2 separate regions of the Homo sapiens genome follow, and region 1 is linked to region 2. A link is an interaction called in ENCODE POLR2A ChIA-PET data of the cell type or tissue named here. Cell type or tissue: PC-9. All regions are shown on one strand. Each heading gives the region's core, and the rest is flanking DNA. Links, peaks and the distances in the headings are about the cores only. Region 1 holds the start of KCNK5 (potassium two pore domain channel subfamily K member 5). Region 2 overlaps KCNK5 (potassium two pore domain channel subfamily K member 5).

Evidence for each region. ChIA-PET counts read pairs that join two places held together with the same protein. Peaks named below come from ENCODE experiments on the same cell type or tissue, not always from the same donor. Only the 100,000 strongest peaks of a DNase experiment are listed, where the experiment ranks them.
Region 1: POLR2A ChIA-PET joins it to region 2 with 5 read pairs; 5 of 35 experiments call an interaction of 5 or more read pairs at or near these places.

The regions. Positions count from the first base shown.
Region 1 is chr6:39,228,945-39,244,109 of GRCh38, reverse strand. It overlaps KCNK5 (potassium two pore domain channel subfamily K member 5), which reads left to right and starts at 14,635. Exons shown (of 5, transcript NM_003740.4): 1 at 14,635-15,165. The coding sequence starts at 14,999. RefSeq lists an enhancer at 13,330-14,057 and silencers at 14,345-14,694, 14,795-14,874. In PC-9, for the core only: no CTCF peak of the experiment used is centred there; no DNase peak of the experiment used is centred there.
Region 2 is chr6:39,178,158-39,193,322 of GRCh38, reverse strand. KCNK5 (potassium two pore domain channel subfamily K member 5) reads left to right here. Exons shown (of 5, transcript NM_003740.4): 5 at 1,568-4,352. The coding sequence ends at 2,433. Among named protein-coding and RNA genes, the nearest start is that of KCNK5, 44 kb to the left of the region's middle. In PC-9, for the core only: no CTCF peak of the experiment used is centred there; DNase peaks (open chromatin) are centred at 5,392, 7,922 and 8,252; H3K4me3 peaks cover 1,185 bases; H3K27ac peaks cover 5,021 bases.

The sequences.
Region 1 (15,165 bases), core at 3,687-11,686, 51 kb before region 2:
GCAGCAGGAATGAACCGGGTGCATGGCCACCCGGCTGCCTAAGGGGAAGGTCCTGGCAGGCGCACCCTGTTTTTGGCCACAGCTGTAGTCTGACTGAATCTTTGTTAATCGAATCCTCTTTCCCAGTGACTCATAGGCCCATTTCGGAGCAAGGACGCACCCGGAATGAGAAGTGGTTCCAGTCTAGGCATGGGCTGAAGGTGGATCCAGTAGGTCCAAACCAGTGCTTCTAACTAAACAGAACAGTCTGATTCTGGCTCAGTCTGCCTCTGTATGTGTTCCTGTGTGCTTGTTTTCTTAAACTTCAGCTTGGACTGTGATTCAGTACATGTAACTGATGGCTCTTTCAGTTCCAGTCCCCGGTTTAGAGGGTTAGTCCAGTTCTCTCCAGTTTCTGTCTCACCTCTGGGATCAGGTCACATCCTTGTCTCAGTGAAGTTTCCTCTTTCTCTCTAAGAGCTCTGAAGAGAGCCATAGCTGCTATCATCTTGGTTTTCCAGCCTGGGAGCAGAAGCAGGGCAATTTGATCCACTTGGGAGAGGACAACCACCATCCGGGTGCTGAGACACCCAAATCCGCCCTTTTAGATTCCTGAATTCCTGACCCCTCGTCCACACTGCCCTTTAGGCTTCTTCACCCAGGTGTGCTAAGAACACCACACACTGAAAAAGCCCTAGATGAGCTCATTATCTTTGCTGCCCACTCTCCTCTCCTTGCCTTATTCCTTACTTTGCAATCTGCCCGGTTGTCCAGATAAGACGAATTCTTTCTCTCTGAGGCCTGGTAATCCTACCCCTAAAAGGACCCTAACTCCTCACCTCATGCTGACTATGAAGTGCCTTCCTCTGTCTGTCACCAGGGCAAGGCAGCAATCTCCTTCCAGCTCTCCCTGCTGTCCCCAGCCTCCATCTCCAGGCCCCCAGGATCACCATTCAGTCAGTCAACATTGTGTCAACGATGTTGATGGGATACTACGGAGAGCAAGCTAGACATAGACCATGCTTCAAAGAACTTATAGTCAGTAGGGTCTTTCTTTTAGTACCTGTCTAGAAAGAATGCTTCTCTGCAGTGTTTGGTTTTTACTTATTTTTCATTTTTTGAAATGGAGTCGTGCTCTGTCGCTCAGGCTGGAGTGCAGTGGCGCGATCTCGGCTCACTGTAACCTCCACCTCCTGGGTTCAAGCAATTCTCCTGCTCTCAGCCTCCCAAGTAGCTGGGATTACAGGTGCCTGCCACCATGCCTGGCTAATTTTTGTATTTTTAGTAGAGACGGGGTTTCACCATGTTGGGCAGGCTGGTCTCGAACTCCTGACCTCAGGTGATCCACCTGCCTTGGCCTCCCAAAGTGCTGGGATTACAGGTGTGAGCAACCGCACCTGGCTTGCTTTTTTTATTTTTAACCGACAAATATAATTGTACATATTTATGGCATACAACATGATGCTTTGAAAAATGTATATAGTGGAATGGCTAAGTCAAGCTAATTAACATAGGCATTACTTCATATGCTTGTCATTTATTTGTGGTGAGAACACTTCAATCTACTCTCTTTGCAATTTTCTAGCATACAACACCTTGTTGCTAACTACAGTCAGCAAATTATGCCAGGCCTGGGCTAAATGCTGGGGGTGCAGAGACGGACAACTCAGTGGAGAAGACAGATGTCAAGCAAATAATCACCCACATTAATATGTGATTCTTACCTGTGATATTTCTCATGAAGCACAAGGGAGGAAGGGTCAGGAGGGCATATGCTGGGGTCAGGGCCCTTGGGGAAGTCAGGGAAGGCTTCTGCATGGGGGAGTGGAGCTTACTAAGCTGAAGGGGGTAGATGGGAGAGTGTCTGGGGAGACAGCAGATACATGTCCGGGCCTACCGTAACAAAAGGAGCCCATGAAAATCTTTGAATTTCACAAGGAAAAGAATGAACTTTTAAATAAAAGAAAATGCTTTAATATATAATAATGATGTACTCGTCTTTATAGTAACACACTTATAAACTATAATTATAGTTTATACATTATAAACTATAATTTATAGAGAAAGGGACCTGTGAAGGCAAAAGTGCCTGAGGTCCAAGAAGGTCATAATGTGGCCCTGGCATGAAGAGCTGTGGGGCGGGAGCAGAGGCGGTGGGGGTACTGAGGGGAGGGCTGGAGATGTGGCCACAAAGATGGCAGGGGTTGGATTTGGAAGCCATAGTACAAATTTAGGACTTTATCCTAAACACAGACTTGACAAGCATTTTATTGAATCTCTAAAATCAATTTTTAAAAAACTCCACAATACTGGGCAACACAGTGAGACCCTGTCTCTACAAATAAAAAATTAGGCCAGGTGAGGTGGCTCGTATCTGTAATCCCAGCACTTTGGGAGGCAGAGGCGTGCGGATCACGAGGTCAGGAGTTCAAGACCAGTCTGACCAACATGGTGAAACCCCATCTCTACTAAAAATACAAAAATTAGCAAGGAGTGGTGGCATGAGCCTGTAATCCCAGCTACTCAGGAGGCTGAGGCAGGAGAATTGCTTGAACCTGGGAGGCGGAGGTTGCAGTGAGCCGAGATCACCTTTCACCATGTTGGCCAGACTGGTCTTGAACTCTTGACCTCGTGATCCACTTGCCTCGGCTTCCCAAAATGCTAGGATTACAGGTGTGAGCCACTGTGTCCAGCCATCATCTATAGTTTTCTGCACAATCTTTCTCCCTTCCCTCCTCTTTTTTCTTTTTTTTCCTGTTATATATTTGTTAAAGTGAAACCTTGTCTCTACTAAAAATACAAAAATTAGCTGGGTGTCGTGGTGTGAGCTACTCGGGAGGCTGAGGCAGGAGAAACACTAGAACCTGGGAGGTAGAGGTTGCAGTGAGCCGAGATCATGCCACTGCACTCCAGCCTGTAGACAGAGTGAGATGCCATCTCAAAAAAACAAAAACAAAAACAAACAAACAAAAAAACCCAAACCAAAAACAAAAACAAGAAACCAGGTTGTTTGACCTCCATTTTGTTGATTACATTCCTGTGGTGTTGTTTAACGTACTCCTCTGGCCCCTGAATTTTCTAGGAATGGGCTGTTGGGTCTAGAGGCTCGGTGGGGTTCAAGTTCAACTGTTGGCAAGGGTGGCACTGAATACTTCCTTTTGGGAGTGCATAAAGTCTGCCTTGTCCCTCCTCTGGGGATGTTGCCAGCCACTGACAGCCACTGCCTAGGATGTGAGTCTGTCAGGGGCTTATAGCACTCTGGCACCAGCTGGAGATGGGAGAGCAGGTTGGAGGCTCAGGTGGGTACAACATCTTCCTGTTCCTCCAGGGAAGACTTCCTCCCCTGGTGGAGAAAGAGGCAGCCGTGGTCCATAGGCCCTTTCTCTCTACCACCTCTGAGCATTGACAGTCCTCCACCCTGTATAGGAAGTCAGTCTTGGCAAATGAAGAGGACCTCATCTGGGCTTTCCTGTGCCTTAGGTTTTATAGTTTTAGAATCAGCAGCAGGGCCAGCTCTGTCATGCCCCAGCAGGTAAAAGCCTGGCTCCGGAGGGGTATGGGTTGGGTGCTTGAGGAGTAAAGTTCCCTGGGGCCTCACCCTGTCTAAGTGCCATCAAACCAGCCTGGGTCTCAGTTCTGGCTTCCATGCACACTAGGTAGGGCAAGCTACTTACCCCCTCTGAACCTGTTTCCTCACATGCAAAATGCGGATGATTACAAGGCCTGCATAGAGGCTAGTCGTGAGGTTAAATGCAGTAACATTATAAAGTGCTGAGCTCAATGCCTGGCATTGAAGAAGCAGGCAGTAACAGTGACTCAGATCATGGTATCACTTTATAACTGGTCCCTTCCTTGCCCAGACTAGTAAAAAACAGTGGGAGGGAAGAGGAAGACCATCCACCCCAATATCTTCACCTTCAGTAATGTCCTTCAGCTGGACATGAATCAGTGGTTTTTTTCCAGGCTGGGCCAGCTTGGGTCCCTGACAGAAGGATAACATTAAGGTGGCTGGTTTGAGGAGGAAGGCGCTCATAACGTTAGATCAATAGTAACTTAAGTGTCATGGGCCCCATAATAACACAGGGGACTCCAAGCCAGTGGATCCCCAGTGCCTTGTGAGCTGTCACTCCAGAACACGTCTTAGGACTGCATGGCCAAAGTCCCGTGTGTGTTCAAGTTCTGTTTATTGCCCAGCTCCTTCTTGGACATTGGCTCGGGAGGCAGAAATCCCAGGAATCCTGGTTGCTCCTTCCCCTTGGCATTCTCCTCATCCTCCTCCCTTCCCCACCCGCCTCCCAACCAATCCTCAGGCCCCTCTCCCATTCAGTGGACAAGTGGCCAATTGTCTCTGGGATCTTGGTGTCCCTCAGGAGCAGCCAGATCCAGGCCAGATGAGGATGCCATAGGCATTAAACAGTGGGTCTGTATGAGGCCTGCTGGAGCTGCTTAATGCAGCCAGGCGGCAAGGGAGGTCAGGGGAGGCAGGCTGGGGGAGGGGCTCCATGTGGGAGCAAAGTGTTCAGGCAATGGGGTAGGAAAGGCAGATTAGTATTGGTGCCAACTCCAGAATGCAGCAGGTTCTGCAGACAGCAGCATAAAGTAGCAGGGCTCTGAAGACAGGGGCAGGGCCCTAGATCACAAAGCTGCTAACTCCCCTAACATCTCCTGAATCGTCCCTGCTTCCCACTGCTACTGCTCCTACCTTCCTTCTGGTCCCCGTCATCTCGCCCCTGAACTATTGCTACCACCTCCTGAAGGACGAGCTGCCTTTGTGAATTCTTGGAAGTGCTACAACAATCAGATTACTTGCCTACTTAAAACCTGGGCAGAATGCATAAGCTTATTTTTGTTGCGTGCACCCCTCTGGTAGCCTGGTGAAGCCTGTGGACTTCTTCCTATGATGATGTTTTATTTTATTTTTGAGATGGAGCCTCACTGTCACCCAGGCTGGAAGGCAGTGACACGATCTCGGTTCACTGCAACCTCCACTTCCCGGGTTCAAGCGGTTTTTGTGACTCAGCCTCCCAAGTAGCTGGGATTACAGGCATGCGCCACCACACCGAGTAATTTTTGTATTTTTAGTAGAGAAGGGCTTTCTCCATGTTGACCAGGCTGGTCTCCAACTCCTGACCTCAAGTGATCTGCCCTCCTCAGCCTCCTAAACTGCTGGGATTACAGGCATGGCCACCATGCCTAGCCCCTAGGGTGATGTTTTAAATGTATAAAATAAAATATACTGAGCTGGGTGCGGTGGCTCACGCCTGTAATCCCAGTGCTTTGGGAGGCTGAGGTGGGCAGATCAGTTGAGGCCAAAAGTTCGAGACCAGCCTGGCCAAGATGACAAAACCCCATCTCTACTAAAATTACAAAAAAAAATTAGCCAGGCATGGTAGTGGTTGCCTGTAGTCCCAGCTACTCGGGAGGCTGAGGCACGAGAATTGCTTGTACCTGGGAGGGGGAGGTTACAGTGAGCTGATATAATACTCCTGCACTCCAGCCTGGGCGACAAAGTGAGATGCTGCCTCAAAAAAAAATATATATATATATATACACACACACACGTATATATGTACTCACATATGTATATAATGTACTATACATATGTATACACATATGTATATAATGTATTATAAAGGCAATCAAGTATGTTAAAAAACAATGATCAATATATTTCTTAAAAATAAAATTTGTGACCGGGTGTGGTGGCTCATGCCTATAATCCCAACACTTTGGGAGGCCAAGGTGGGCCAATCACTTGAGGTCAGGAGTCTGAGACCAGCCTGGCCAATGTGGTGAAACCCCATCTCTACTAAAAATACAAAAATTAGCTGGGCAAGTGGCGGGCACCTGTCATCCCAGCTACTCGGGAGGCTGAGGCAGGAGGAATTGCTTGAACCCGGGAGGTGGAGGTTGCGGTGAGTCGAGATCGCACCATTGCACTCCAGCCTGGGCAACAAGAGCGAAACTGCATCTCAAAATAAATAAAATAAAATTTGCAAATAGTAATATATGAGCTTTTTTTTTTGAGACAGAATATCTCTCTGTCCCCCAGGCTGGAGTGCAGTAGCACTATCTTGGCTCACTGCAACCTCTGTCTCCCGGGTTCAACTGATTCTAGTGCCTCAGCCTCCAAAGACATATGCACTTTTTAATAAACACCTCATATGATAAGTTACAGCGGTGGGTCTCCTAACTGACATAATTTTGAGACAAAATTTTGAACTATCTGCCACCATGTTCATGGGATAGGAAAAGAACTGTGATATCTGTTGGTGAGAGAGTCTCGGGTACTGCTAATAGTACTTTGGTTTGTTGTCTACATTTGTTTTAAAAGGCAGTGCTGGCCAGGCACAGTGGCTCACGCCTGCAATCCCAGCACTTTGGGAGGCCAAAGTGGGCAGATCACTTGAGGTCAGGAGTTGGAGACCAGCCTGGCCAACATGGCGAAACCCTGTCTCTATTAAAAATACAAAAATTAACCGGGCATGATGGCTCACAACTGTAATCCCAGCTACTCAGGAGGTTGAGGCAAGAGAATCACTTGAACCCGGGAGGCAGAGGTTGCAGTGAGCTGAGATCGCACCACTGCACTCCAGCCTGGGCAACAGAGCAAGACTCTATCACATTAAAAAAAAAAAAAAAGTATGAATATGAGGCATTGTAAATGGTTGCCCAAAGACATTGGCAGGGTCAGCATGGCATTGTCATCCCTACATGCCAAGTGCAATTGTCCCCACTGACCATTTCTTCTTATCCTCAAAGATCCTGTCTTTATTAAGGGTGACCAGCAAAGGAACTGAGCTGGAAGAGACCAGCAGGGAGAGGTTGCAATCTCCAAAAGAGCTACCCCAAGCAACCCAGGAAGCTGCTCACCACAGGACAGAAAGACAAGGGAGGTATTCCCAAAGGGCTGCTGGGCATGCCCAGCCACCCCACAATGGGTGGGAGAGGGTGGGCCAGCAGGTGGAGGATTCTCAGCACAGAAGGAAACCAGAAGACTTCAGGGAAGCTGGAGGAGGCCATGGGAGAGGGGAGTGGTGACCTCATATATGAGGGGAGTGGTGACCTCATATATATGAGGGGAGGGAAGCATGCTCAGGTAGTGAGGACAGCCGTGGACTCTGGGCACGGGTCACCCTGGGTACCTTGAGCAAGTTACTTCACCTCTCTGAAACTCAGTTTCCTCATCTGTAAAATGGGCTGATCATCCCCCATGGTGTCATTGCAACCATTAAATGAGATAATGAAAATGATGAAATGCTTTATTTATCTGCACTATCTTATGTAGTGTGTATTAAATATCTAGCACATAGTGAACACGGCAAAAGCACCTTATTATTATTGCAAAATTTTTTAAGTTGCTTCAATTTGCTTACCCTTTCCACTTGGCTTTTCCTCTTTTATCTCCCTCATCAATCAGCGCTGTGCTATAACCCCAAACCTCCCTGCCCAAGGTGCCTGTAGAGTCTTCCAGCCCAGAACAACCTAGGGGAGGATGAGGTGGAGGTGTGGAGTGTGTGTGTGTGGTGTGTGTGTTGGGTTTCCTGTGAGCCATCAGAACTTGTATAGAAGTCTGGGTGGGTATGTGCATGATGCATTTTCTCTGAGGAAACAGTCATAGATTCTCAAAGTAGTGACCAAAACAAATAAAGGCTAGGATCCACAGAAGTAAAATGTTAGATCTTAATGCAATAGTCCTTTCTCGGTCTGAAAAGAGGTCTTAGCGAGAGGGCAATGTTTAACACCGAGAAATGGCTCTCACATGATGGAATTTCAGGAATCAATGATTGTTGGGGAGAAAGGTTTAGGGGTAGGTACCATAAATCGCACCCTGCCGTGTCACTCTAAAAATGACCCAGTTTAAGGAATAGCTTTGGATGACCTCTAAATTGGTTCAGAATGAGGGCCTCTTTTGTTACTAAATTATTTTTCCTGGCCATAGAAATTTTAGACGTTGGCAAATCGCAATAAATTTCTGATATTACCATTTCGCTTTTTAAGAAAAAGTCTTTGAAATGACAACAGAGACTTATCTGAAATCTTCAAACGTAAATAATTCAGAATTAGTGCTTGAGCTCTGCTCTTAAGCTACAAGGACACGTTTCTCGATAATGGGCTTTCAGAGCAAAGGATATGTAGCTTTGCTATTAAGAGTGACTGAAACCCTGCCAGGGCAACATTTACCTAACTTAATTATCGCCACTTAGCCACATCTCTCTCCTCAATGCCCGGCTAATTCTTGCAACCTCAAATATCGTACATTGAATTTACACATTCTACATTTCACTATTCTTTTAATTGTGGTAAAAAGTATATAATAAAATTTACCCCCTTAGCTATTTTGAGCGTACAGTACAGTAATATTATCAGTATGCACACTGTTGTGCAGTAACTCTTTAGAACATTTTCAATTTGCAAAACTGAAATTTTATGCCCATTGAACAACTCCCCTTTCCCCTCCCGCTCCCACCATGGCCACCACCATTCATTCTACTTTCTGTTTCTAACAGTTTGACTTCTTCAGATACCGCAGATAAGTGGAATCATGTAGTATTTATCTTTTTGTGACCAGCTTATTTCATTTAGTATAATGTCCTCAAGGTTCATCTATGTTGCAGCATGCAACGGGATCACTTTTTTTTTCTTAAGACTGAGTAGGCCGGTTGTGGTGGCTCATGCCTGTAATCCCAGAATTTTGGGAGGCCAAGGCAGGCGAATCACTTGAGGTCAGGAGTTGGAGACCAGGCTGGCCAACATGGTGAAACCCATCTCTACTAAAAATACAAAAATTAGCTGGGCGTGGTGTCGTGTGCCTGTAATACCGGCTACTCAGGAGTCTGAGGCAGAAGAATCACTTGAACCCGGGAGGTGGAGGTTGCATTGAGCTGAGATCATGCCACCTCATGAGACTCCATCTCAAAAAAAAAAAAAAGACTGAATAATACTTCGTTGTATGCATATACCATTTTCACTATTTTTTAAAAACATCCTTGTTGCTCTGCTCTGTGATTTATTTTGTTCAGTGATGTTTCTCCTAGTATAAAACGTGAAGCTTGCCTTATCATGTACATTAAATTTACCACTCAGAAACCTTTCTAATTGAGTAAATGGAGAATTTGTAGACATGAAAATTTAAGATATATTTCTTTCAGAGGTTCTGAAAACAAGTCGGTGGACACAGTGGCTCACGTCTGTAATCCCAGCACTTTAGGAGACTTAGGTGGGTGGATCACCTGAGGTCAGGAATTAAGACCAGCCTGGTCAACATGGTGAAAGCCTGTCTCCACTGAAAATACAAAAATTAGCCAGGCGTGGTGGCGCATGCCTGTAGTCCCAGCTACTTAGGAGGCTGTGGCACGAGAATCACTTGAACCCAGGAGGCAGAGGTTGCAGTCAGCTGAATCTCACTAGTGCACTCCAGCCCGGGCGACAGAGGGAGACTGTGTCTCAAACAAAACAAAACAACAACAGAAAGAAAACAAAAAACAAAAAGAAAAAAAAAGAAAATTTAACAGATATTTCCCCAAGTTTCCAAATGATCCATTGGAAATAGGGCAAGTTTATAAAATAATTGATAATCTTTCATAATGTAAGTGATTTTATAAGGCATTTCATATCATCTGTCTTTTAAGCAATATGACAAGAACAAAAATAAAAATAGAACCTGTTGACCTTTTCAGTTGACAGCTACAGAGCTTTTTATTTATGGAAATAAGGTTTTCAAGTAATGATGATATTGAATCACTTTACGCTCTTAATGGCTTTTTATATAACTCCTTTGATCAGATCCGATTTGCAGAGGGTGACTATTTTCCTCTGAAATTCTTTTTTTTTTTTTTTTTTTTGAGACGAAGTCTCACTCTTTCGCCCAGGCCAGACTGCAGTGGCACTATCTCGGCTCACTGCAAGCTCCGCCTCCCGGGTTCCTGCCATTCTCCTGCCTCAGCCTCCCGAGTAGCTGGGACTACAGGCGCCCGCCACCACGCCCGGCTAATTTTTTGTATTTTTAGTAGAGACGGGGTTTCACCATGTTAGCCAGGATGGTCTCGATCTCCTGACCTCGTGATCCGCCCGCCTCGGCCTCCCAAGGTGCTGGGATTACAGGCGTGAGCCACCGCGCCCGGCCTAAAATTCTTAAACAGAATATAAAACAATGTAAACAAAAATGTTACAAAACAGAAATAAAAACAGCATTTGTGTTGGATTACCAAGTGTTCATTTTACCAAGAGGATAATCCCTTTACCTAATTGAAATAAGGAAGAAACAAAGGTGGGTGTGAACCTTTTATGGAGAGATCCTGGAAGCATGACCTTGGCCAAAACAACTGATGGCTCAGCCAATCTCTGGAGATGAGACCTGCAGAAGTTTCATTATTTGTTGCTGTCAAGGTGAAGCTCAACTCCATCCTGTGGATGAAGAGTCAAACTCTGTAGAGTATTTGAAGAGATTTATTCTGAGCCAAATATGAGTGACCATGGCCCATGACACAGCCCCAGGAGATCTTGAGAACATGTGTCCAGCGTTATCAGAGTACAGCTTGTTTTTATACATTTTAGGTTATAGGTGAATTCGAAGATTTTCTGATTGGTAGCTGGTTGAGTTTATCTAAAGACCTGAAATCCGTAGGAGGAAATGTCTGGGTTAAGATAAGGGGTTGTAAAGACAAGGTTCTTATTATGCAGGTGAAGCCTTCAGGTAGCAGGCTTCAGAGAGAATAGATTATAAATGTTCGTTATCCAACTTACAAAGGTGCCAGACGACCCCGGGAGCGCAGGGAGCGCTCCTGCAGGAGCATTTCAAAATAGGCCAAATGAATATATTTTGGGGTAAAATACTTCGATTTCTCTCAGGGCCTGCTGTCATGATTCTTATTGCTACAAAGAGTCTGTACTGTCAGTCTTAAGGTCTCTGTTTTTTGGGTTTTTGTTTTTTTTTTTTATTGAGATGGAGTCTCTATCATCCAGGCTGGAGTGCAATGGTGCCATCTCGGCTCACTGCAACCTCTGCCTCCCGGGTTCAAGCAATTCTAATGCCTCAGCCTGCTGAGTAGCTGCGATTACAGACATAAGCCACTACGCCCAGCTAATTTTTGTAGTTTTAGTAGAGACAGGGTTTCACCATGTTGGCCAGGTTGTGCCTTAAGGTCTCTGTTTTAATATTAATGCTGGTCAGCTGTGCCTGAATTCCAAAGGGAGGAAGTTATAAGGAGGCATGTCGGCTGGGCGCTTTGGATCACACCTGTAATCCCAGTGCTATGGGAGGCCAAGGTGGGCAGATCAGTTGATGTCAGGAGTTTGAGGCCAGCCTGGCCAGCATGGTGAAACCCCATCTCTATTAAATATACAAAAAATTAGCCGGGCGTGGTGGCTCATGCCTGTAGTCCCAGCTACTTGGGAGGCCGAGACATGAGAATTGCTTGAACCCAGGAGGCAGAGGTTGCAGTGGGTTGAGATTGTGCCACTGCACTCCAGCCTGGGTGACAGAGTGCGACGCCCTCTCAAAAAAAAAAAAAGGAGCCATGTCCAACCACCCATTCCATCATGGCCTGAACTAGTGTTTTGTGTTTACTTGAGAATGCCCTTGGTCAAGAGGAAGGGTCCATTTGCTTGCTTGGGAGGGGCCTAGAATTTTATTGTTGGTTTACATTCCTCAGAGCTGATTGCCTTCCAAAAGGTTGCACTCTGAAATTATTATCAACCCTGATCAATAATCATAATACTAAGAACTACACGTATGCTATTGGAATGGATTTATTTATCAGCCCTGTAGGAAAATATATATCTCACATCACCTCATTCCCATTTACCCACTTTTCCCTTTTCCAATCTTAAGGCTCGTGTTGTCTAAATATTCGATAGTTTCAGCACAGTTTACATTTTATAAAAGCCCCCACTGGCTGCTGTGCAGAGAGCAGGTGTGTGCCCCTGATCTACAGAAGGTCAAGTTGATCCAACTATCTGGCTGGGGCAGGGGAGTTGGAGAGGGGAGTGGGGAGATGGGGAGGGGAGGGGAAGTTGGGGGAGGGGAAGCACATTCAACTGGGATGGAGACAAAGGAGAGAGGCAGGAGGAGGGAGAATGAAGAGCTGGGGAAGGAGCTTTGGAAAAATACAGGAAAGCAAAGGATGCGGCGACAGAAGGAGAGGATGAGGAGTCAGTCAGCACCACATGGAGAGCAAGAAGGAAGAAGGGGACAGGAAATGCAGAAACAGAGTGGAAGGACAAAGAAACTACAACATACAGAGGCCTCGAATAAAAATCAATTCATCTCAAAGTGTTCAGCATTTTCATGAGGCTGTGAGACCGAAATAGGAAGAGGCCCTTTATTTTCTTAGGAAGAGAACACAGACCGGAGGTGGGAGAGGAATGGTAGGGAATTTTCCAAACAAAGAGAGGGCCTGTGGCCTCTCAAACTGCCCCCACCCCATGCTCACTGAAGCGTTCACACTGCAGCCCTGAACTCTTCACAAACAGGGTGAACTCCATCCAGAGAGGGGGGATCCGGAACCCATGCTTGGTTTCCATCCCAGCTGGAGGGCTGGAGAATGAGACTGCAGAGCTAGGGTTCAGGCCACAGCCTGGGGGACAGGGTAGGCAGGAGGTCAGCAAGGCTTAGAGAAGATGGATATGTTGGGTTGGGTGAGAGGCCTGGTGCTGGGAGTGGGTTGTCTACAGAGAAGCACCCCCAGGGCCTTGTCCAGGATGATCCTTGGCCAGGGGGGTCCTGAGGGGACTGGCACTGCACACCTCAGGGATGCAGTATCAGGAAATCTGGGGCTCCCCAGCTTCCTGCTCTGGTCTTCTTCTCTGGACACGCTCATGTTGCCATAAGGAGAGACAGAAACATCAGCAAAATCAGATCAATGCTTCCAACTGTATCCCTAACCCCTCCATTCCAGCCAGATTTGGAGATAGTACAGATACCCCCCTCCCCAAGTAAAGTGTCTCTTGACACCTTGGGGTTCAGGCCACAGCCTGGGTACAGGGTGGGTAGGAGGTGAGAAATGACTCCCCTTCTTCTCGATGGAAAGAAAAGGCCTTGGCCAGGGGACAGTGCTCAGGGACTCTGGCCACTCCAGTACCTGCCCCTACAGAGGCCAGAGAAGGGCAGGGCCAGCCCCTGGTACAGAGCACTGAAAGGAGGTTCCCCCTCCAACTTCTGACTGGTGCTGGTTGAAAGACTGAACAAACTAACCCACTGAGCTTTTTTCCTCACTGCAAAGTGGGTCGAATGACAGGGCCTGCTTATGATGCATGGAAGGGATTCAGTACTTCCTGGGGTTTACAAGAGCTCAGAGAATGGCAGCAAGGCGAGTTAGAAACATCCTGGGCACCTGTTTTTAACAAATTCATTCACTCCTTCATTGCACACATGGTTATTGAGTGTCTGCTATGTATGTAACAAGCACTGTGGATACATCATTACACAAGACAGATTCTCCATCTCCCCAGCAGACATTTCCGTGTGTGTGTGTGTGTGTGTGTGTGTGTGTGTGTGTCTGTGTGTGTGTGGCGGGGAGAGGGCACAATACAGAGTAAACAATAAATAAAGTTATATAATATAGCAGAGGGAATTTAGTACTAGGAAGGACATAAAGCCAACGAGGGAGATAAGGTGGCGGGGGTGGAATTTTAAATCAGCTGGAGCATATGTATGAAAGTGGGCCGGGCGCGGTGGCTCACGCCTGTAATCCCAGCACTTTGGGAGGCTGAGGCGGGCGGATCACCTGAGGTCAGGAATTGAGACCAGCCTGGCCAACACGGTGAAACCCCGTCTCTACTAAAAATACAAAAATTAGCTGGGCGTGATGGCGTGCGCCTGTAGTCCCAGCTTCTTGAGAGGCTGAGGCAGAAGAACTGCTTGAACTCGGGAGGCGGGGGTTGCAGTGAGCCGAGATAGTGCCACTGCACTCCAGCCTGGCGACAGAGTGAGACTCCGTCTGAAAGAAAAGAGGAAAGGAGAGGAAAGGAGAAGAGAAAAGAAAAGAGAAAAGAAAAAAAGAAAAGAGGCCAAGTGTTTCCCGTAGAGATACTGTGTATTGGGGGGGCGCACAGGGGTGCCACGAATTGAGCTGCCCACTCCTTCCAGATGCAGGGTTCTCACCCGGGTAGGTGAGAACGGGGTGAGGGGGAGGAATCACGCGTGGGTGGCTGGATTAGTTCCTGATGTCCTCTGATTCCCTACAGCTTCTTCAGCCCCGTTCTAACCCCCTTCCTCAGGCTTACAAGAAAGTGTGTGGAAGAGAGACACGGAGAGACTGAGCATTAGACTTTTTTGGAAGAAACATCAGTAAATGAAAATGGAATTACAATAAAAATAACAAAAGCAATAAACTCCTGACCTCAGTCACAATCATTTTAGTTAACACGCCAGTCCTAATAACAAACACGAGTCCCTGAGACCGCAACCCCTCGGGCACCGCAGGGCGTGCAGGTCTGGGCGGGCGGCGCAGCCTCCCCTGGCGGCTGACCCTGGGAGCGCGGGGAGCGCCAAGCCTCTTCTAGCGCTCACCTCGCGCTCACTCCTGCGCTCGCCGGGCTGCTTGTGCGGGGAAGGGGCGGGGCCCGCCTGGGCTCCTCCCCGGTCGGAGCCCGGAGCAAGGGGGCAGAGCGCGCCGGGCGCTGGTTAAAGAGGCGTGCGGAGGCGGGCGCGGCGCATACTGCTAGTGGCGCGCGGAGGAGCGACGCGTGGAGAAGCGGCCCACGTGTCTGCCCAGAGTCAAGTCCTGTGTTCTTCCCGCTCCTTACGCATCCGCGGTCCAGGGCGCCCTTTCAGCCCCGCTGGTGTTCGCCCACCCCGGGCCGCGTGAGTGGGGCCCCACGCAGCTCCCCGCACTCCGTGGGCCAACTTGGCCAAGCAACTCTGTCCGGGGAGCGGTGCTTGCGGGGGGTGAGTACCGGGCACTGCGCATGCGGAGCTCCAAATTCAAACAGCTGTTTTCAGAGGCTGGAGGGCGGGCGGACTGGTAGCAGCTGGGGCTAGGAGAGGCTTTCTCTAGGAGGCGGCCGCTCGGGAGCCATGGTGGACCGGGGCCCTCTGCTCACCTCGGCCATCATCTTCTACCTGGCCATCGGGGCGGCGATCTTCGAAGTGCTGGAGGAGCCACACTGGAAGGAGGCCAAGAAAAACTACTACACACAGAAGCTGCATCTGCTCAAGGAGTTCCCGTGCCTGGGTCAGGAGGG
Region 2 (15,165 bases), core at 3,609-11,608:
GAGAGGCACAAACACTCCCCTGACCCTGCCAAGTCCGGGCCTGCTGTCCTGGGCAGTACATGTGGACAAGGCACAACCCTGCCATTGTCCAGCCCTTGAGGCCCAGAGCAGGCTAAGGAGGTGCCTCTGGTATTAGGGAAATACAGATGTACACTTAGCCATACTTTCTCAGCACCAGCAAGACACCAAACCCTGCCTCAGCTTTCTCTTCTGTAAAATTAGTAAAAATAATAATTACTATTCATGAGTGTTAAGGGTAGGGCCTGGCTATATCAGTGTGTGCCCTCATTACTGTCATCATGAAACTCTGCTTGTGATTGAGAGCCTTGAGCAGGATTAACAGGACCACTCAGGGCACCTGCTATCTGAGCCCGGTCGTGGGAGGAGAACTGACCGGGCTACAGCACCTGGAGGAACCTCTAGTCTGATGAGAGAGGTAGCCCCCTTCCTCCAGGTCCCTTCTGTAAGTTGCTCTTGTATCTAGTCGAGGGGGCAAATGGAATACAGGTCAACATGCCTGTACATGTAGTCGTCAACGACATTTCAAATAATCCTGGAGTGTAGGGGGAACCTTCAGAGCTGTAGGGGGTAAGCCAAGAAGGCTCCCTGCAGCAGGAGGGGGATGTGGAGCAGACAGAGCCCTCCTCCAGGTCAAGGGAGAGCTGATCTGAGGAAGTCAGGGAGGCAGACCAGACCTTCAATGAAAATAAAAATGGTTCAGCGTTTCTTGCCACGGTGGGTGCTTCCTGGGTCATCTCAACCTAACCACCAGCCTTGTTTGTAATCCACCAGTGTGAGTCTAGCCCCAGCTTGGAGGGTGCTGGGGGCTCCCTTGTGTAATATCCATCCATTCCGTTTTTAAGTGAACTGTATCATATACGCAGAACAGCTGGGGATGGTAGAAGAATTAACAGAAAGGCAAATACTCATGAACTGTTTCTTGACCTGTGTGTCGGTTACATTGCCAGTCCCCCAAAGCCCCTTTAGCTTCCTTCAAAGAGTCACTGTCTTGACTTTTTTTTTTTTTTTTTTTTTTTTTGAGACGGAGTCTCTGTCTGCTGCCCAGGCTAGAGTGGCAGTGGTGTGATCTTGGCTCACTGCAACCTCTGCCTCCCGGGTTCAAGCAGTTCTCCTGCTTCAGCCTCCTGAGTAGCTGGCCCGCCACCATACCTGGCTAATTTTTGTATTGTTAGTGGAGCTGGGGTTTTACCATGTTGGTCAGACTGGTTTCGAACTCCTGACCTCAAGTGATCCACCTGCCTTGACCTCCCAAAGTGCTGGGATTGCAGACGTGAGCCACCATGCCTGGCCTGTCTTGACGTTTCTAGTTGAGGAAACCGAGACTCAGAGACAGGCTGGAGACTGGGATGGGGTCATGAATGATGGCAGGCCCAAGCCCTTGAGGAAGATGGGATAGTCCAGGGTCTAGAACAGGCCCCTTTCTATCCCACTGCACCCCCGTCCTGTGCTCTGGCCTGACCCCTGCTCAGATCACACAGCATTGGCCATTGCACATTTCCCGGGCCCTGCTAACTCTTCCTGACCTCTGGACTGCCTGTCCGCTCAGGTGTGAACCCCAGCGCCAACTACCACGCCCTGTACCGCTACTTCGTGGAGCTCTGGATCTACTTGGGGCTGGCCTGGCTGTCCCTTTTTGTCAACTGGAAGGTGAGCATGTTTGTGGAAGTCCACAAAGCCATTAAGAAGCGGCGGCGGCGACGGAAGGAGTCCTTTGAGAGCTCCCCACACTCCCGGAAGGCCCTGCAGGTGAAGGGGAGCACAGCCTCCAAGGACGTCAACATCTTCAGCTTTCTTTCCAAGAAGGAAGAGACCTACAACGACCTCATCAAGCAGATCGGGAAGAAGGCCATGAAGACAAGCGGGGGTGGGGAGACGGGCCCGGGCCCAGGGCTGGGGCCTCAAGGCGGTGGGCTCCCAGCACTGCCCCCTTCCCTGGTGCCCCTGGTAGTCTACTCCAAGAACCGGGTGCCCACCTTGGAAGAGGTGTCACAGACACTGAGGAGCAAAGGCCACGTATCAAGGTCCCCAGATGAGGAGGCTGTGGCACGGGCCCCTGAAGACAGCTCCCCTGCCCCCGAGGTGTTCATGAACCAGCTGGACCGCATCAGCGAGGAATGCGAGCCATGGGACGCCCAGGACTACCACCCACTCATCTTCCAGGACGCCAGCATCACCTTCGTGAACACGGAGGCTGGCCTCTCAGACGAGGAGACCTCCAAGTCCTCGCTAGAGGACAACTTGGCAGGGGAGGAGAGCCCCCAGCAGGGGGCTGAAGCCAAGGCGCCCCTGAACATGGGCGAGTTCCCCTCCTCCTCCGAGTCCACCTTCACCAGCACTGAGTCTGAGCTCTCTGTGCCTTACGAACAGCTGATGAATGAGTACAACAAGGCTAACAGCCCCAAGGGCACATGAGGCAGGGCCGGCTCCCCACCCCACCTTTGATGGCCTCTTCCCCCCTCACCCTAGGGTGTCCCGAGATGACCGGGACGCCTGGCCCCTGGTGGGGGGGCAGCCTCGGAACTGGGAGTGGGGGGCCAGGGGCCTTCCTAACCTTCCATCATCCTCAGCTAGATGTATGCCCGGGACAGGGCCTCTGTTCTCCAGCTGAACCATACCCTGGCTGTGGGGGCATCTGTCCTGAGCTTGGCTGGTGTATCTCACAATGCAAAGACATGCTGGCTGGCGGGACAGGTGGGCAGGACTGACCCTGAGGAGGCCTTGCCTGCAGGGTCTTTGTCTCACCATTTGGTGGAGTATCACACGGTTCTCTGAGGTCTGGGGCCTCAGCTGTTTAAGTTTACCGGTATTACTGAGCTCGGCATTTGGAGAGGGAGCTCTGAAGTGTCTGGGGAGGTACCGCTGTGCGTGGGGTCAGGTGTTTCCGTACCACAGCAGGAGCAGGGCCCGCCCGCATCCCAGCTGTGGGCCTGCCGGTCAGGTCGGGCACCTACTACAAACCGTAGTGGGGTGGAGGCTGCTGGAGGTGGGAGTGAGGAGATGAGGGCAGGGTCTCAAACAGTCCTGACTCACAGGGCCTGGAAACAAGTCCTATGTGGGCCTGGGGCCTGGGGTCCTCATCCTCCTTGTTGGTCTACTCAGGCCCAGCCCAGAGCTGTGTTCCCTGTCTCAGGTCAAGCAGTGGCAGACGCAAGGCTTTCTGTGGGCCCCCAAGTGGTAGGAGGGAGAGTAGCAGAGCATGGGTTACTGGAAGCCGGGACTGCTAGGGCTGGTGGCCAGGGAGCTGCAAGAGTGAGGCTCAGCTCTGGCTGGTTCTGCCCTTACCCCTCCTGCCCGCCTGAGAACTGCACACCCTGCCCGCTGGCCCCAGGACCTGCACTCCCAATCCTGCTGTCTTCTCCTTCCCTGTGCCCTGAACAAGGACCTCACTGCCCGCCTTCCCCTCCCACCAGCCCCCTTGGGCCAGGCAGGGTGAGGCCAAATTGCTCTTGGCCCACAAATGGGTGATGGTCAGATATGTGAATCAAGCTCCTTTCTCTAGCTAGTGTTTGATGTGCACGTGTGTGTGCACAGTGCGTGTGTGCACACGCACACCTGTGCACTCGTGTGTGTTTAAGAAAGGAAAGGATTTGGGCTGGGGAGCAAAAGATAATGTGAAACTGTTGGTGGACTCTCTGGTGAGGGGTGGGCAGAACTTGCTGCTACTAGAGTTCTTGGGTTCTCCATGATGTTCACCCTGGGGCTGGCCCACTGTGTCCTGAATGTTTTTGTTATTTTTTGTTTTATTTTTTAAACAAACTGCTGTTTTTATATACCTGGAATCTGTTGTTGGCTTCAGAGCCAGTGGTTAAAGAGCAGGGTCCCAAGGATTGGGAGATCTAGTGTCTGCCCTCCTGCCCTGCAACTCAATTGGGCCTTTTTCGGTGACCTCATCCAAGGCCATGATGTCAAGGGCCATGTCCCCAAGCAGAGGTGGAGAAGGGGACACTGAGGTGAGCAAAAGCAGGAAGGGGCATCCACTGCGGGTGACTGGAGGCCGGGCAGGAAGCAAGTCATCAGAGCCGCTCAGCTCCGTTCACTCTCTGCCTTCTGCCCCACTACTGTGGGGCAGTGGGGCCAGAGCCCACCTCCCCAACATGTGAAGACAGTGATGGGCACGTGCCCACACCCCCACTTCTCTAGCCGTTTGCAGAGGCCGCCACCCAGCAGGGGCCTGAAAAGGAGCAGCCTCGTATTTTTCTGTGAAATGTTTTAATGAACCATGTTGTTGCTGGTTGTCCTGGCATCGCGCACACTGTATGTACATACTGGCAACGATGTCAAATGTAATTTATTTTAACATTTTTACAATAAAACATGAGGTGGACAGGCCAGCTTGGTGTGTGCTGTGTGTGGGTCAGGTTAGAGAGGGGTTGGCTTCTGGCCTCTGAGCAGCAGGGGAGCCTGGGCGCATCCACAGAAGATAGAGAGGACTCAGGACAGACTGATAAGAGGATTGGATGGTCTGGAGGGGAGAAAAGAATGAAAAGAGATGAAGAGAGCGGGGAGAGGCAGGCCTCTGTGGGGAGGTAAGGACGCGGGAGGAACATTGCAGTAGAGGTTTGAGAATCAGGAAGGAGTGGGAGGAGCAAGGGGAGAGGCGGGGTGATCATGGCAAACGCATGTCACTCACCACTTTGTCAGGCACTAAATGCTTGCACTGAATAATACGTGAGTGGACTCATTTGACCTGGCAAGAACCCTGAGAGGGCATCAGTACATCTCCATTTTATAGACGAGGAAACAGGCACAGAGAAGTTGCCTTGTGCAAAATCTCAGTAAAAATGGTGAGACTAGATTCAAACCCAGGCAGCCCAGCTCCTGTCCCCTCTACCACTGTGATGAGATGAAAAAGACTACCTGTGGTTTTGTGGCACACCCAACATCTCTGGAAAGGGCTCCTGTCTCCAGGTAGGTGGACCAGAGAACTTGAGCGAAGCTCAAGCCTTCTCAACTCAAGGGGTGGGCAGGAAATGTAGAGCCTGAGCGTGGGCACTGTGGACTGGAAAGAATGTGAAGGAAGAATGGAGCCAGGCTCAGCCGGGCATCTGTCTCCATCTGTCTAAAGGGAGGCTTTGTCAGGCTTCAGCTGTTTGGGGACTGGCCCCTTCTATGACCATTTCAGGGCTCAGCACCAGAAAGGATGATTTCTGAGTTCATTGGAAAAAAAAAAAAAAGTATGATTTCCGGAGTGAACCACATTTTTCATGAGGGCATGGATGTGTTTACAAAGGATTATATGTATTTACCAGCCAATTCTGCAACGACACCATCCCTCCCTCTGCCAACATCACTCCCTCTTGCCCTCTTTCTGCTCCCCCCGACCCCTCTCCTGCCATCACACACAGGTCCAAGGTTCTCCGGTTTTGCTTTAATCACATTCAGCCTCAAGGCAATAACAGTTCCATAACACTGTAAGCCCCACCTTTATTCAGCACTTGGCCTGTTCACAAACCCCATTGACAAACATAGCCCAGGTTATTTGGCCCATCTACAGTTGAGACGAGAGCTTGGGGAGCATGACTTCCTAAGGGCACCCAGCTGGACTGAGGCACAGTTTTGCAGAACTGTGTTCACAGATGATAAAGCACAGACCCAAGATTGGGTGGAGGTGTGGCCTTGGGTCACTGTGGCCAGGGTTAGTCTGGAGCTTTCTGAGTAAGAGATGGGAGGTAGGGCAGCAGCTAGAGCAAAGGGTGGGGCCCAGGAGGCCTCAAGTTCCCCAGGGGTCATGAGCAGGGGAGGGGTACCATGTGGAGGCATGGGGAACATTCCATCACAGTCCGGGGAGCTATAGGGTGGATGGGAGTGGGGCCGGTGGAGGAGGCTGGCGAGTGGCGGAGGAGTGGCAGATGGGTGGGAAGTCACTGGAGATAACACTAGCAGGGAAATCCTTCTGTTGAAGTCATTGATGTTTTGTTGTTGTTTTTTGAGACCGAGTTTCACTCTTCCCCAGGCTGGAGTGCAGTGGCATGATCTCAGCTCACTGCAACCTCCACCTCCCGGTTCAAGTGATTCTCCTGCCTTAGCTCCCGAGTAGCTGGGACTACAAGTGTGAGCCACCACGCCCAGCTAAATTTTGTATTTTTCAATAGAGACAGGGTTTCACTATGTTAGCCAGGCTAGTCTTGAACACCTGACCTCAGGTGATCCGCCCACCTCGGCCTCCCAAAGTGCTGGGATTACAGGCGTGAGCCACCGTGCCCGGCCGTCATTGCTGTATTTCTAATGCAAGGCAGAGATAATTGGATTGGTGAGATCTGGCGACTTGCTGGGGTCCTCGTGGAGGCAGCACTCCTCCTTTCATAGGCCCCAGGGCTCCATTCCCAGCAGGCTTCTCCGCTGTCCTAGTAAACCAGCACCTGCTCTCCACCAGCACCACCTGGGCTCTCCATTATTTGTTCCACTAATGTTTACTGAGCACCTATGTATCATTATCCTCATTTTACAATGAGGAAATTGAGGCAAATATAGGATTTTTTCCAAGCTGAAACAACTATTAACTGGCAGCAAAGCAGCTTCCCTGACTTGCATTCTCATTCCTCATTCTACCCTCTAAGTTTCTGATCTGACAGGGGAGACATCTTCAGAGAACCCAGAGTCTGATGGAGGTGAGAGACAGCGTCTCCCTTCAAGGAGTCTAATCTGACAAGGAGGAGAGCACAGAAAGACCCTCAGGGTCCCAGCTGGGCTTCTTATCTCCTGCATGATCCTGGAGGAGACATTTAGCTCCCTGCCAGAGGTGATGAAGAGAAACCAGGATGTTTGGGTTTCACCTCCTGACTGGAAAGAGCCAGGCAAGGTAATCAGCAGCCACCATTGCATCTGAAGCTCTCATAAGTCTGGGGTAGAGTGGTGGGGAGGGACAGGCAAGCTGGGCTGCACAGCTCTGGGTGGGGCCTCCAGAAATGAGGCCCCTGAGGTTTGGTCTCAGCTCTGCCATTCATCTCTCCATTCTTGAAATAACAGGTTCCCGGTTTCCAAATTCATGCACAACTGGTCCAGGAACCAATGACAACTCGTGAATTGTCAGGATGTATTTCACAGTGAAAACCCCTCCCTAAGATCTCTGTCCCGTCTATCCATCATGGCCCCATCACCAGGGTCCAGGCCACCTGGCCCCTCACCTGGATCTCCCACAACAGCGTAGGGCCTGGCACCTGGTAGGGGGTCCACAGATATTTGTTGAATGAATGAATGAGCCCCATCTGCTGGTCTCCCTGCCTCTAATACTGACTCCCTTTCTACCTGGCCATTACTGTAGCCAGCAACCTAAACTCAAACCTGACCCATTTCTTTTCTGTTTTAAACTCCTCAGGGGCTCCCCATTGCTCTTCCACCCCCTCCCCCCCGCCCCACCTCTCTCTTCAGCCTCCTCTCCTTTCCCACCTCTCTGGGCTCCAGCCACTTTGCCGTTGCTGTTTCCTCTGCCCTGATGCCCTTCCTCTCTCTCTCCTGGGTAAGTCCTGAGACCTAGTGGGATTAGATATGGATATCACCTTCTCTGGGAAGACTTCCACAATTACCTGTAGCCCTCCCGGATTCTGGGCCAGGTGCTCCTCCTCTGTGTTCCAGAGCCCCTTCCTCAGTAAGCTGCCTCTCTCCCACCGAGCTGTTCTGATGTTGTTCCAGCTCCCTGCCTCCTGGTCTTATGCCTCCTCCCCTGACTGGGAGCCGCTAAAGGGCACAGGGAGTAGCTTGTCCACCTTCAGATTCCTGGGAGCCCAGTGTGGAGAGGGGCCCAGCTTTTCCATGTTTACTAAATGGAGGGTAAATGAACTAGAGGCCTGGCCCCTCCTACTGGTAATTCAGTCCCTCTCTTCCTGGGGCAGAGGCCAAATCAGGGGGCAAGGCTTGTTCCAGAAGGGCGAGTCCCCACAAGGCCAGGTGGATGATCTTGAGGGCCCTTGTGGCAGGCTGAGTTGGCCTGGTGAGTCACCTTATCTTGTGCCAAGTCACTTGAATCTGCAGGGCAGTACTGGAATAAAGCACACCTTATTTCTCCCCACCCCAGGGAGCACTGTCATTGGCACCCCCTTTTCCACTTGCCCCATCTCCCCATCTTCACCTCTTACTGTTCCCAGGTGATTCCGGGAGCTGGGCCTCCCAACCCAGCAGCTCCCCAGTCCCCACGGTTCCCTCAGGATTACCTCTGCTCCCAGCAACCCTGCACACCGGGCCCAGCCTCTCAGTTCATAAAGCCCTTTCACACCCATTCCTGGGTGGGATTACGCAACAGCAGGGAGCCAGGTGCAATATTTTACAGGCCTCAATTTAAGGGCCTTTTCCAAATGAGGTAATAAATGTTTTGGTTTGATTTTCCAGGAAAACAAGGCCTAAGGCTAGAACTGGGAGATGGTCAGAAGAAGTAGCAGAAAGGGATGTAGAGGTAAACATGGGGAAAGAGGAAAAGGTCATACATGTTCATTTTAGAGCTGTTTCAACTGTGGGCAACTGGGGCTTAATCCCACTAGACCTCCCCTGAAAAACCTGTAGAATACACCTCAGATTTGTCCATCTGAAGGACAGGGACCATTTATCCACCAATTCCACCCTTGTTGGTTAAGGATGGCCCCAGGGAAATTCATCCCCACCCTCCTTTCATACATGTGGATGCAACAGGCGGTATTATCAAAAGATGACTGCGACAATATCTCCCCACTCACATTCTCATCTGCAAAATGAACTGGCCACTCCCCAACAGGAAGCAGAGTCTATTCCCTTTGAATGTGGGCTGCCCCCAGGACTGTTTTAGTCAATGGAATATGGCAGTGATTCCTGTGATTTCTGAACCCGTGTGTGTGTGTGTGGGTGTGTGTGTGTGTTTTGTTTTTTTGTTTGTTTTTTGCCCAGGCTGGAGTGCCCAGGCTGTTGTGCAATGGCACGATCTCGGCTCACTGCAAGCTCCGCCTCCCGGGTTCACACCATTCTGCCTCAGCCTCCCGAGTAGCTGGGACTACAGGCACCCACCACCATGCCCAGCTAATTTTTGTATTTTTAGTAGAGACGGGGTTTCACCATGTTAGCCAGGATGCTCTTGATCTCCTGACCTCATGACCTCATGATCCACCCACCTTGGCCTCCCAAAGTATTGGGATTACAGGTGTGAGCCACTGCACCTGGCCGAACCCACATGTTAAGGCCTGGCAGCTTCCACTTTGGTGCTCTGGCGGAAGCCAGCTGCAATGTAAGAAATCCAAGTACCTTGAGACCCACACTGTGAAGAAGCCCAAACTCGCCCATGGAGATGGCACATGGAGAGAGAATTGGCCCCACTGAGATTCCATCTTGAACACTGCAGGCCCAGCTGATGCCATACAGAGTGGAGCCCAGCCAGCCCGCAGATTGCAGAATCATGAGCAAAATAAATGATTGTTTTCATAATCCTGAAAGCCTGGGAGTGGTTTGTTACACAGCAATAGATAATTGGAACACTGGCTGGGCTTGCCCTGAGCTATGTGACCTTTGCCGGGCTTTGGAGAAAGCTTGGAGGTAGAAAGGTAGAGAGACACCTGGGCACCCTGAGGTGGCACTACAGCAGCGGTGAAATGCCAAGTGGGCTGAGGGATTGGGCCACCTGGCACAAATAGTATCTCCTACCTGGAGGCTAAAACTCTTTGCCCTCGAACACAATAATTGGCAGAGCTGAGACCAACTGTCACTGGGTCTTCTAACTCTTCACCCGGGGCTCTTTTCCTTATGCAACATCAAAGTTCGTACCTTCCAGATATCAAAGCCCATTCTACTTTAGGGTCTCTAGTTCTCCCTGCTATGTTTAAAGAGCCTGGGTTCTGCTACTATCCAGCTGCACGACCTTAATGGCCATATCCATCATTGACAGGATGCTTATAGGCACTGCCCAGGATACTTTATGCATATGATCTCACGTAATCCCACAACAGTGTTATTACCCAGTTTGGAAGCTGAGGCTCACAGTGATTATACAACAGCTAGAGGTGGAGTCTGGGTTCTAACTTAAGGATCCAGGGCCTGTGCTATTAACTACAGTGTAAGCCGGCCAGGGCAAAACTCTCCTGCTCAAGGACAAGAGTGTACAGAGAGGGTGTCCTGGCTGCAGCTCCAGCCACTCCCCAGAGTCTGCCCTCCTCATCTCCAAGACCAGTGAGGTGGACCAACCAACCCTGCAGGGACTACCCAAGAATCATCAGGGGATTCCTGGGCTCCACCTTGGGAAGATTCTGATTCAGAAGCTCTGGGGTAAAGCCCAGAAATACCCAGGTTCTGGGAACACCTGGCTGGAGATCTCAAACAAAGGTCAGGTCTCTCCAAGCTTCCCACATCCCTGCCAATCCATCCCCACCTGTTTTCATTCTGCATTGAAATCTGTGTTGACATCAATAATGTAAAATTTCCTCCTCCTTCTTTGATTCCTTCACCTGCAGCTCTGGCCAGCTGAGCTGCTGCGTTTTAGGTGTTGACATCACACATTATTTAACTCAGATGACCTGTATTTGTTGAGTCTCTCGAAGGTTGCCTAGAACACCTGATGCTGGTGACTGAGGGCAAATGAACAGCTACCTGGCAGTCAGGCCTGGAGCAGCCAGACACCTGCCTCTTTCTATCAGCTCAGATTCCCACCCTCAACAGTTCACTCCAGGGGAAATTTTCTGACCCAGTGGCCTGGAGCCCTTTTATACCAGCTCACGGGAGCTGGTGGTTAACTTTTTGGAAATTTTGCAAGCTGGTTGTTAAACCACAGCCACTACTAAAAAAAATTAAAAAATTAAATTATATAAATATGCAATTAGATGGTATTAAGAACAAAGGTCATAAGTATGTAAAATTCATCACTTCCTAGCTATTTTGCATCTTACTATTATTCATGCTTTTGAGGTGATTTTTCATCTTCTACAGGTATATGCAAATACCTGTAGATATGCTATTGTGTTTCTCTTTCCAACTTGACGTTTTGTGACACCATATTGGTAGCTAAAAATTGCCCATAGGACAAGCATTTACACCGTGGAAATGGGCAAACACTACCAATTAGGGATCTCTGCTCTCCAGAGAACCAGATGTTAAACATTCATCAGCACATCACTGCACTGACCTCTGGAATGATTTGCAGGCTGGGAAGGGCAGGGGAGAGTGAGGTTTTGTCCATCCTGGAAAGGAAGAAGCAGTCTCTGGATTTCAGGGAGAATGTAATTCGTGAAGTTGTCACTTGCACTCCCTCGAGCGCCTCAGACCATTGCTGATTAGGGATGAAGATTCAAGGCCCATAGGAGCTAACTGCAGGGGTGATGAGTGAGCAGTCTATGTGTACTTGCCCCCTAAATGTACATAGAAGCTCTTGGGTCATGGTCCAAACTGGAGGCTTAAAGGGACTTCTGCCTTCAGCTGGAGTTCTGAGACTGCCGAGGGCCTAGTCCAGGAGCTGTCTTGCCCTCTGCTGAACTGCACTGCAGCTTCAGACAAGTCTCTATGTCCTGGGTCTCTTTATAGTTAAAGGGGAGACCCTCTCAGCAAAGACTAGGTCCTGGCAACTGGATGAAAGCTATTGAGTGTGTCAGATTCAGACTAAGGCTTTGCAAAGATCATATCACTGAGCAGAAACACACAGCCTGACACATAGGATACTGTGACTGAGGCAAGGAGGGAACACAGAAGGGAATCTAAGGTCTTCTAGAAATTCCCTGCCCTCGAGTGAAGAGGAAGGGATGACTCCACACAGGATGTCCATGGCCCCAGTCAGAAGTGGCTACTACAGAGGTCCAGGGCCCCTCGGTCTCACCCCACAAGCCAGTCGTAGTACAGCCCCGTCCCATCAGGGCAGGCATCATCCTGCAGACCATCAGGCCTGCTCCGGGCATTTGAGCCACATGTGGTGCTCTCCCTCTAACAATTATGGCTCTTAATTGAGCACTTACTTTTTGACAGGCTCTGTGCCTGGCACTGTACAAGGGGACCCCGGGAAAAGGTTCCTCTTTCTTTTGTTCTCTTCCACTCTCATACTCATGTGTGTGTGTGTGTGTGTGTGTGTGTGTGTGTGTGTGTGTGTCTGTGTCTGTGTTTGTGGTAGGAGGTGGAGGAAGGCATTGTGAAGGGTTGGAATCAGGGATCCTTAATGACCCACACAGAACTGCAGTGCGTTACTAGTTCAGGTTCTCCAAGAAGCAGATGCCATGACTGGATTAAACCAGAGAGGACTGCATTGAGGGAAACACCTATGAGAGGCTGGGAACGCTGTCTGACCACCATGCAAGTTCTATCCCAGTGCCTATGAAGGTTGAAGCTTAGGTGGAAGCAGTCTAGACTGCCACGCAGGCTAAGGAAAGTTAGGCAAGGCTGCTGGGGAGTCCTAGAGCCAAAGGCGTCTCAGACATGTCTCCTGGGAATTGACCTGCCTTGCTATTCCTGCTGCACTCCGTTCCTGGCAGGGAGCAGCCCACAGTCTGGGCACAAACTTGGCGATGGATTGGAGGCCACAGGGGAGACACCTTTCAGTGCCAGGACTTTCAAGGGGATGCTGGGCCCTCTCCTAGGTTTCCTTGAGATTTCCTGCTGTATCCTGATCACACACTCTCTTCTTTCCTTGAGCTCGTGAAAGTGGTCACTGTGGAAAGTGTCCTCACTGTATCATCCCCAACTCTCAGCCCCAGAGACCCTGACCTACTGTCCAGGAGAGGCACCCCAAGATATGCATAAGAAGTCTTTTCTTCAAGTGTCTCCTCTACTGGGTGGCCTGATTCTACACTAACCGTCTAGAAAGATTCACTTGGTAGTCCTCGCCCTCCCAGATTTTCTTGTCTGCTCTTCTCTGCCTGGCAGGTAACTTCACATTTGCGGCTGCTAACTTGTTCTCTAGATGTTTTATGGGTGTCTGTCCCATCTTCCCGGTGAGAGGGGAGGGGAGGGGTTGTTCTTGGAACTGCCTCAAATTCCAGGCTTGGCCCTTTCCTAGCTGCATGACTCAGGCAAGTCACTTCACCTACCCGAGCCTCTATTTCTTCATTGGAAAAATGGGGATTCTAACGTACCTCAAGGGTGAGAGCGATGGCACCTCATTTCAAATACCTTCCCAGGCCCTCTCATTGGTCTATCTTGTTTCAGGTTTCCTCTCCTAGTTAGCTTTGCCAAGGTGGGTCACATAGTTCAAAGACAGCCACCTAGGCTGGCCCGTCTTCAGCAGGGATTGTGGGTAGGGAAAGCATCTCAAATATATCTACCACACTCACCATCTTCTCTCCCTCCCACTCCACATTCATTCATGGATGCCTTCAACAAATATTTACCAAGTATCTTCAGAAACAGCACTGAGAGTTTGAAGGCAGGGGAACTAGGCCTAGACTTGTGACTTTGGGGACGGCATTGCCCCTCTATGGGCCTCAGTATCCTCTGTAACATGATGGAGGCCACATTTCAACTAGATCAAAGGTTCTCAGCCCTGGGAGAACATCAGAATCATCTAGAGAGTTTTAAAATAAAATGCTGAAACCCAACCACACCCCCACCCCTACTCCTGCAAAGATTGTGGTTTCATTGGCTGGAATGGGGTCTAAATGACACACTTAAAAAAAAACCCAGTTGATTCAAATATGCAACCAGGGTTGAGGACCATTGGATTAAAGGTGAATCATTAGATTTTTGCTAATAATTCAATGGCTAAAGTGGTGCTTAGCCTGCAAGAGGTGCTCAATAGATGCTCCTTGAAGGAATGAATTCCCTTCAGCTATAACATTCTGTTCTTAGTCGAGGGGGTACTGGGGAGCTCCAGTTGGACCAAAATGAAGAGTTTTCTCAAAACCAAAAAGACACTGAAGGAAGGAGGAACACTACCAGTTAAGGAGGAATCTCAGAGTGGTTCTTCCTTAGAAATGGACCAAGCTGGATTCTCTAACTCTTTTGATACTTACCGCCAGTGTGGGAGCCTGGAGGCTGGAGGACTGCCCTACAGCAGGGATGCGGCTTGAGGGTCTGAAATCTGGCATGAGATCCCCCTACTCAATAGCCCTGTGACCTCAGCAAGTCAATGAGCAGCCAGATTTTCACCTACAAACCAGGAATACATATTTCTCCTTCACTAGATTTTGGGAAGATTGACAGAGACAAAGGATTGGAAAGCACTACAGGAATGTAAGAGGTTATTCCTATTAAGCCGAATCCCTGGTAAATCCCAGATATGTGGCTGCCTGAAGTTTCCCTAAGGGAGCAGGAGAGAGAGGGAACTAAATTGTCCAGATCTGACTTGGAAAGTGACAGCTGTCCAGTCATAGTTCTCCCTGAACTTCAAGGAGTCACCCATTCCCAGGAGGGAAGGAATGACGATAATGTACATACTGCCCCACTTAATCACCTCCCAAAGTCCATACCTCTTAATAGTGTTGCGCTGAGGATTAAGTTTCAACATGAACTTTGGAGTGGAGACCATCAATCAAACCTTAGCACGTGGCAAGAGAGGAAGAGACAGGAGCCAGGCCAGCCTTGGTTCTCCTGAGATTTGTATCTTAACATTGACCTTCACCTTTTATAACTAGTAGGTTCCTTGGCACTCAAAGAGCCTTGACCCATCTAGGCACAGGCAACATGAAAAAGCCTGTAGGTGCAAAAGACCCTGCTGTGCTCCTCACTTTGCCCCCAATATCCAACAACATCCCACTGAGGTATTGAATTCCCAGTCATTGAAACTGCTCAGGCAAAGCGTAGGTGTCTACCTATGGAAATGTTGACAAGTTGATCTCAAAGGCCCAGCCCAACCATGTGATTCCGAATTTCCACAATGAGTGGTGAGAGCGGTATTTTAAGATTGTTTTTTCTCCTTCTTGGCACCCGGTGCCCCATGCCTGACACTTGGTCCCTGGCAAGGAAGCCTGTATTCCTGGGGATGGGAGTGGAGCAGTGCAGTAAACAAAGAGTACAAGAAAGTTCCTTCTGCCCCCTCCCCACCTCAGCGCACACACATCCCTGTGGTGGGAGAGCGGTGGGGGTACGGAAACAATGGGAACCTATGAGTCATGGGGACAATGCAAGGCAGGATAATGTTTCTCCAAAAAGGCTCCCTCCAGCCATGTCCGGAGGAGCTGACGTAGGCAGCTGACAGGCTGTGACATCTGAAATGACCCCTAATTCTGGTCAGTCACTTGCCTTGCTGTGAATGACCTAGGTTTTCTTTTTATCTTTTAACTC